Regions from separate parts of the Mus musculus genome. Here regions 2 and 3 are each linked to region 1. Evidence: chromatin loops called from intact Hi-C (ENCODE). Cell type or tissue: left cerebral cortex. All regions are shown on one strand.

What was found. A loop is a pair of places that touch in the nucleus more often than their neighbours do. Peaks named below come from ENCODE experiments on the same cell type or tissue, not always from the same donor. Only the 100,000 strongest peaks of a DNase experiment are listed, where the experiment ranks them.
Region 2: it touches region 1 in a loop (4-fold over the local background); 4 of 42 quality-filtered maps call a loop at or near these places.
Region 3: a loop joins it to region 1, with 2.4 times the contacts of the local background. A loop is called at or near these places in 4 of 42 quality-filtered maps.

What each region holds. Positions count from the first base shown.
Region 1 is chr1:128,078,085-128,080,584 of GRCm38, forward strand. The region is part of intron 2 of Zranb3 (zinc finger, RAN-binding domain containing 3); the gene reads right to left. Among named protein-coding and RNA genes, the nearest start is that of Zranb3, 23 kb to the right of the region's middle. In left cerebral cortex, a CTCF peak has its summit at 1,435 (motif pointing left); DNase peaks (open chromatin) are centred at 353, 1,440 and 1,752; H3K27ac peaks cover 2,373 bases.
Region 2 is chr1:127,953,142-127,955,641 of GRCm38, forward strand. It overlaps Zranb3 (zinc finger, RAN-binding domain containing 3), which reads right to left. Exons shown (of 21, transcript NM_027678.3): 21 at 1,038-1,924. The coding sequence ends at 1,826. Among named protein-coding and RNA genes, the nearest start is that of Gm28800, 6.5 kb to the right of the region's middle. In left cerebral cortex, no CTCF peak of the experiment used is centred here; DNase peaks (open chromatin) are centred at 1,289 and 1,831; H3K27ac peaks cover 1,845 bases.
Region 3 is chr1:127,946,614-127,949,113 of GRCm38, forward strand. No RefSeq gene overlaps it. Among named protein-coding and RNA genes, the nearest start is that of Gm28800, 13 kb to the right of the region's middle. In left cerebral cortex, a CTCF peak has its summit at 1,545 (motif pointing left); DNase peaks (open chromatin) are centred at 292, 1,571 and 2,352; H3K27ac peaks cover 2,383 bases.

The DNA of each region.
Region 1 (2,500 bases):
AGAATATGGTAACTTGGAACATTTTAATATTTTTCAAAACGTATAAACAACCAAATTATTATCATGTCAGTAACGAAGCTCTTTGGCTTCAAAGAAGCACTCCAGTATATTTTAATGCTAAATAATAATTAATTTAGGAAAATATATTTAGAAAATATGTAAACTGTAACAAAACATAACTTTATTGTTTAAGATTTTATATTTGATTCTATGTATGTGTGCATCCATGTGTGTGTATGTGCATGTAAGTATATGTGCCAGTGGGTGGTATTAGATACCCAGAGCAGGAGTCAGAGGCAGTTGTGATTAATGTGGGCACTGGGACCCAAACCCAGGTCCTCTGGAAGAGTAGCAAGAACTCTTAACCAGTCTCACTGTTCAGTTCTGGTTGTCCTAGAACTTACTATGTAGACCAGACCTGGCTGGCCTTGAATTCATAGAGAGTTTACCTCTCTGCCTCCCAAGTGCTGGGATTAAAGGAGTGTACCACTTCCTCCAGTGAGATTTAGTTTAAAAAAATTGTCATGAATTTATACATAAAGGAGCACTTGCCTCTACAGCCAAAGAGAGATAAAGCAGAGAGAGGTACAGGAGCTCAGAGACTATTGGCAAAATTGATAAATAAATGAGAAGTCAGCAGAGAGGTCACAGATAAACTCACATAATTGAAATGAAGTCCAGTCCAACTTCCTGGTGCTTGTTCCAGTGCAGCTACTAAGGCAAAGCCAAATGGAAACTGGAGTGGGCTAGAAACTGTGCATGATCCAAGGCAGAGTCCTGGAGCAGGAGTGTAACCTCCTCACAGGAAAGGGCAAGCGGGTCATGTTAGCACATTTAATAGGGTCAGAATCTTACAGAGTAAGTACCTGGGAGCAGAACAGAGCAACATGAAGTCAGAATGTTAGCCAATAGCTAGGCAGGACTGACCATTAGTTTTTCAATCAGTTACATATTTGAATATGTGTTATTTATATATTATTATGTATTATAGATGACCTTAAACTCTAATCCTACTGCCTTGACTTCCCAAATCCTGACATTGGTCAAACCAAGCATTTTCGAGGAAAAAGAAACCAAGACATACTGCATACTTTGGATGTGGCAACCTTCCATCTGCTACTTGATAACTGTATATTAGCAATTTTTTTCCATAAGGAATTTTCTAACTTCCCAAATATGCCCAGAGCCAGTATATCAATTAGAAAATGTGTCTTGGTTTCTTTTTCCTGGAAAATGATGGGTGTGGTCAACTTAGAGGCCTTACAGACAGTTGAATCATAAATTCCTATAATCTCAGGATTTAGGAAGCCAAGACACTAGGATCAGCATTTAAGGTCATCCACAGGGCTGGAGAGCTGGAGAGATGGCTCAGCGGTTAAGAGCACTGACTTCTCTTCCAGAGGTCCTGAGTTCAACCACATGGTGGCTCACAATCATCTCCAATGCCCTCTTCTGGTGTGTCTGAAGACAGTGACAGTGTACCCACATGCATTACATAGATAGATAGATAGATAGAAAGAAAGAAAGAAAATCAGTTTAAGGGGAAAAAAAGGTCATCCACAACTACAAAGTATATTTGGGCCAGTCAGAACTACAGAAGACACTGCTCCAAGCAAAAGACATAAATAAATCAGCTGCAATTTACAGAAAAAAAGAAAATGTGAGGCAATAGCAGATCAAGAAAAAGAGATACATAAGGCTTACCAAGGCTGCCAAGATGGGAACTGACAAAGAAACACGGCTCACTCTGAAGGGAAAGCTAGTGAGCTGTCTTACTAACGCTGAGAAGAGACGCCAGGACCAAACTGAAAAAGGAAGCATTTAATTGGGGGCTTCCTTACAGTTTCATCAAGGGTTCCTTCATGATCACCATGGTGGAAAGCTTGAAGGCAAGGAGACAATAGCTCCCACCAGAGTGTGTGTGCACAAAGACGCACACATAGAAATAGAAATAGAGACAGAGAGAAGCTGGGCCTGGCATGGGCTTTTGAACTTTAACCTCTACCCTACTCCCTCCCCTGGCTGACACCTTGCCTCCAACAAGGCCATATCCCCCAATGCTTCCTAACCAAGCCTTCAAAAATATTAGCTTATAGCCAGGCGTGATGGTGCACGCCTTTAATCCCAGCACTCGGGAGGCAGAGGCAGGAGGATTTCTGTGTTTGAGGTCAGCCTGGTCTACAAAGTGAGTTCCAGGGCAGCCAGGGCTATACAGAGAAACCCTGTCTCGAAAAACAAAACAAAAGAAAACAAAACAAAAAAATTAGCTTATGAGGGCTAATCTTTTTTTTTTTAATGAGGGCTAATCTTGTTCAAAACATTATATACACTAGACAAAAATTAAATTAAAAAAAGAAATTAAAAAGAAAAGCACTGTGGTGAGCAGTGTTGGCAAATTTAGGAGATGAGTTGATTAGGAGCAGGTGTAATGTGATTGATGGACATATTCAATGGTTACAAAACCTATCAGAGCTTTATCACGTGTGTGTGCGCACACACA
Region 2 (2,500 bases), 120 kb before region 1:
CCCAGTGTACACACATGGGCGCCTCTGGGGATGGAATTCCTCCTTGGATCTGAGAGTGATGCTTTTTTGATTGTCACTCTTCCTGCAGGGGACGTTGCTGGAATGGCTTCGCCCTTTCCTGTCATTATCCCTATTTTCTTTTTAAAAGGTTACTTAAATATTTTTTTCAAATTTATTATATTCATCTTTGTATGGGTGTTTTGCCTGCATGTGTAGCTATGGATAATTCGTGTGCTAGTGTCCAAGGCCAGAAGAGGGACAGTTCTGAGCTTCCACGTGGGTCCTGGGACCCAAACCCTGGCGCTTGAGAAGGACAGTTCGTGCTCTTCCCACCGAGCCACCTCTCCAGTCCATCATTAGCACGTGTCTCATTAATGTTACCATTGGGTTTGACCTACATTTAACCTTCTGGTTGTTTTTATGTGGTGAATTTTATCACTATTAGTCTTGTGTGTATGTGTGTATGGAGAACATGCACATGGAGGCCAGATGTCACTAAACCAGAAGCTTACCTCTTCCCTGGACCGTTGGCCTGGGAGCCCCAGGGATCCTTCTGTTTCTGGCTACTCGGTGCTGGGGTCACAGGTGCCACCACACCTAGGTTTTCACACAGGTTCTGTGGCTCAGACTTAAGCTATTATGCTGTGTGGCCAGCAGCTCATCAACTGAGCCACCTCCCAACCCCACTGTCACTTTATTGTGGAAACGGGGTCTTACCACATGGCCTTGCCTGACCTAGAACTCACTCTGTAGACCAGGCTGGCCCCAGACTCATAAAGATCCGCCTGCCTCTGCCTCCTGAATGCTGGAACTAAAGGCGTGCGCCACCACGATTTGTTGGCCATCCTTCTTTTTAAGAGGTAACAGAAATAAACCTAATAAAATAGGATATGGAGAAGGAGAGATGGTCCCGTGGTTAGCAACTCAGTCTGCAGCATCTGTCAGAGCTGCTGTGTGGCAGGCCTGGGAGCTACACCACCTCTGTGGGCAACTGCGCATCTCCCCCGGCCCCACAGGGATACACGTACCCATAATTTAAAAATATTTTTAAAAAATTACAAGGTTTATTGAAAGAACAGAACAAAACAAATCACTACCAGGATTTTAAAACCAGGAAACGAGGACCAGGAGACAAAATCTGTTTTGACAATTAGCCTGATTTTATACATTAAAAACAAAACAAACCATGACAGGAAACAAGGGAGCAAACAGGAAAACAGAAGCGAGGCTGTGCGGCACTGTGGTCTCTCACTTGTTCTCATGGTTACTCAGAGCACAGCAGTTGTACACAGACACCATGTGAGCTTACAATCAGTTCATTAACAAAAGCATCTCTTCAATGAAGAGGACTGGCCCAGAAATCAAGCAAGGAGGCTGCACCCCAAACATGCGCCTGAGCTGTAATCATTCCTTACTAATCATGGCTTGTCTCCAAAATGTCCCTGATTGTTCTGGAATGTTCCCTTTATACTACACAGTCCAGAAGCAATGGTGATCAAGAGCTGTCAGGTTTGCGTGAATATATTTGTCCCACACTATCCATGCCCAATGCAGTGATTAAGGTGTAGAAGGGGAAAAAAAGCGGAACAAAATCTTGCTGAAACATAATTGACAATCTTCATGAGTCAGGAAGACCCCAGAATCTTCCCATCATCCCTCAGTTTCTGTTAAGTATGTAACACTAAGAGAGCTTAGCAAAAATCTAAATTTCAGTTATTGACTTATATTTAAAAACTTCCTATTCTTAAAATACTAGACATACATGAAGATGAATTGTGACAACTGCTTCTGCCTGCAGGCCATCTGCTTCTGTTTATATCTCGCCTTACTTCTTCACCAGAAACCGGGTGATGTCTGATCCGTGCTTTGTTGCCAGAGAGAGTCGTCTCACCTGACTTCTTTCCTTGGCTTGCTGGGCAGTTCTCTAGGAGGAAGCAGATACATAGCTTAGGTTAGGGAGAAAGCTTTCTGCTGAAGCCTGGAAAAAGGCACATTATCCATATATGCAGTGCTTACCCACAGGAAATGTCCTGAGAGCCTAGGTTTACCAGTCTCAGTTATAGGAAAACATTCTTTTGGGGCAGAGACTGAAGGAATGACCATCTAGAGACTGCTCCACCTGGGGATCCATCCCATAAACAACCACCAAAACCAGACACTATTGCAGATGCCAAGAAGAGCTTGCTGACAGGAGCCTGGTATAGCTCTCTCCTGAGAGGCTCTGCCAGTGCCTGGCAAATACAGAAGTGGATGCTCACAGCCATCCATTGGACAGAGCACATGGTCCCCAATGAAGGAGCTAGAGAAAGTACCCAAAGTCTGAAGGGGTTTACAGCCCCATAGGAGGAACAACAGTATGAACTAACCAGTACTCCCAGAGCTCCCTGGGACTAAACCAACAACCAAAGAAAACACATGGTGGGACTCATGGCTCTAGCTGCATATGTAGCAGAAGATGGCCTATTCGTCATCAATGGAGAGGCCCTAGGTCCTGTGAAGG
Region 3 (2,500 bases), 130 kb before region 1:
AAGCTCACCAGAGTGAAGAGGGCTTGGGTTTGTTTGTTTGTTTTGCTTTTGTTTGTTTTTTTCTTTTCCTTTTGTAGTGTTGGAGATGAAACCCAGGGCCTTGTACACTGGGCATGCACTCAGTTACTCCCCGGAAAAACAGCCTACAGGATGAGAAAAGCCATTCTTGCCAAGTTATGCATCAGACAGGCAATTAATATCCAAGACATATACAGAACTACAAATAGTTCAGGCAGGAGAGATGACAAGTTAACAGCACCAGCTGTTCTTACAGAAAGAGGATTCATGTCTACAGCAGATATTGAAAAACCTCTCTTCATAGGACCAAGAAAAAGCAATTCAGGAACAAGGTATGGGAAGATGCCAGCTCACACACACAGGGCTCAGGCTCAAGGAAATGCCACCTCACACACAGGAGCTGGGCAGAAGCCTGCATCTTATGGGAGCATACATCAGGTGATATCTAGTGTGGCACTTTTTCATGGCTGGCTGGAGTGTAATTGGTACAATTCTGGAAATGATTTTGTATTACCTAAGATGTCAAACAAGCGCGTGCACGTCCTAGAGACTGAATCTAAAGCTCGGGTCCCAGATAGTGTCAGTATCATCTGGGCCCTTATCAGCAATGCAGATCTTTGGGGCTAGGGAGATGGCTCCGTTTATATTGATAAAGGGACCAACGCTCAACCTCCATAAGCCAATAAAAAGCCTGCAGATCCCCAAAGCTTACTCGACAGCAACCCTAGCTCCAGGTTCTGTGAGAAAGAAAGCCTGTCTCAAAAAATTAAGGTGAGCTGGCAACACATGGCTTTTGTTGTTTCTGAAACAGTCTCTCTCTATAGTTCTGTCTGTCCTCCAGCTCCCTATGTAGACCAGGCTGGCCTTAAACTCAGAAGGATCCCGTTTCTGCATCCCGGGTGTGTGCCACCACAAATTTCTTTATTCCCAGCACTTAGGAGGCAAAGGCAAGCAGATATCTGAATTCAAGGCTAGCTTGGTCTATGGAGTTCCAGGCCAGCATGGGCTATACAGTGAGACCCTGTATTGGGGGGAAGAAGTGGAGTGTGATTGAGGAAGGCACCCAGCAAAGACCTCTGCTGTCTACAGACGTGTGTACACCCACCCTCACTAACAAGTGTGAACACTCACAAAGGAAAAAAAGAAAAAACAAGGAGGTGCAATTCCTTAGTCACTCTGTCCTCCTGAGCAGGGGGCTCTGGAGTGGGGCTGCTGTGTTGAGGAAGCCCTCTGGAATGTATTCTAGTCTGAGCCTCTTTGTTATAGACCTCTCCGTATGGGATCAGGGCTGTTCAGACTCACTACACAAAATCTATAGAGTACACACCCTGTCCTTGTTTGACTGTAGTGAAGGTAGTATTTACAAAGCAACAAAACCTAAAATCAATATGGTATTAAAAGCATAGCACTGGGCTGGAGAGAGGGCTGAACAGTTAAGAGCACTGGTTGCTCTAGGAGGACCCAGTTTTGACTCCTGACATGCACATGGTACCTTACAACTGTCTGTAACTGACACCCTCTTCTGGCCTCTGAGGGCACTGCATGCACAATGTGCACAAACACACACACATACACACACAGGCAAAACACATAGAAATATATAACTAATATAGCAAAAGAAGCGTGGCATTGAGGGGAGTGCAGCCTTGCAAAGCATCATGCCACCAGAGGCCATTGATCCACAGGTTACACGAAGTTGCTTAGCAACATCGAAGGAAAAATTCCTCCAACCAATTCATTGGAGCCAACTGAATCAAACTGCAAATCTGGAAAATCCCTGCAGCAGAACAGTGTGGGAACTCCACCCAGCAATGGGTTCACAGCACTTGGAAAAACAGGGGAAGCCAATATGGCTCACGCTTGTAGTCCTGATGAGCAGGAGGCCACAGCAGGAGGATTGCTGAGCTGAGGCCAGTCTGTGCATACAAATAATAATGGAAACAAACAATAATGACAAGAAGCAGAGGTGAGACTTGAAATAAAACCAGTGAGATGAAGAATTCAAGCCAAGAAGCCCTGTTCAGAGATAGACCCTCTCCCCAGCACCCAACACAACTGCTCAACTGACTGCTCAGTGTGTTGCACGCTTCTGGCACAAGCCATCAGGGAAGGGGCTCCTCTGTCCCCTCTGTCACATACCTGGCTCTTACATAAAGGCAACTTAGCATCCTCAGAACATCATGAGATGGTTATCTATATCGGTTGACTTAGACCATTGCTCAATAGCTCGATATTTCAGTCAGTACATGGTTGGTCCACATTTCACATGAATGCAGTGAACAGTTTTTCCTCAGGCAGTTTCTGGCAGCCAGCCCCACTCATCAGGCAGTGAGAAGATTCCCCTTTGGTAAGAACCACATTTATGCCATACGAGTTTAACTTAAACATAGCTCTGGCACTGGGTCGAACATTAACGATTTTGAAACCTCAGGCTGTGAGCTATTTATTCCCCCAACTGTGAGACACTCACCTGACCACATTC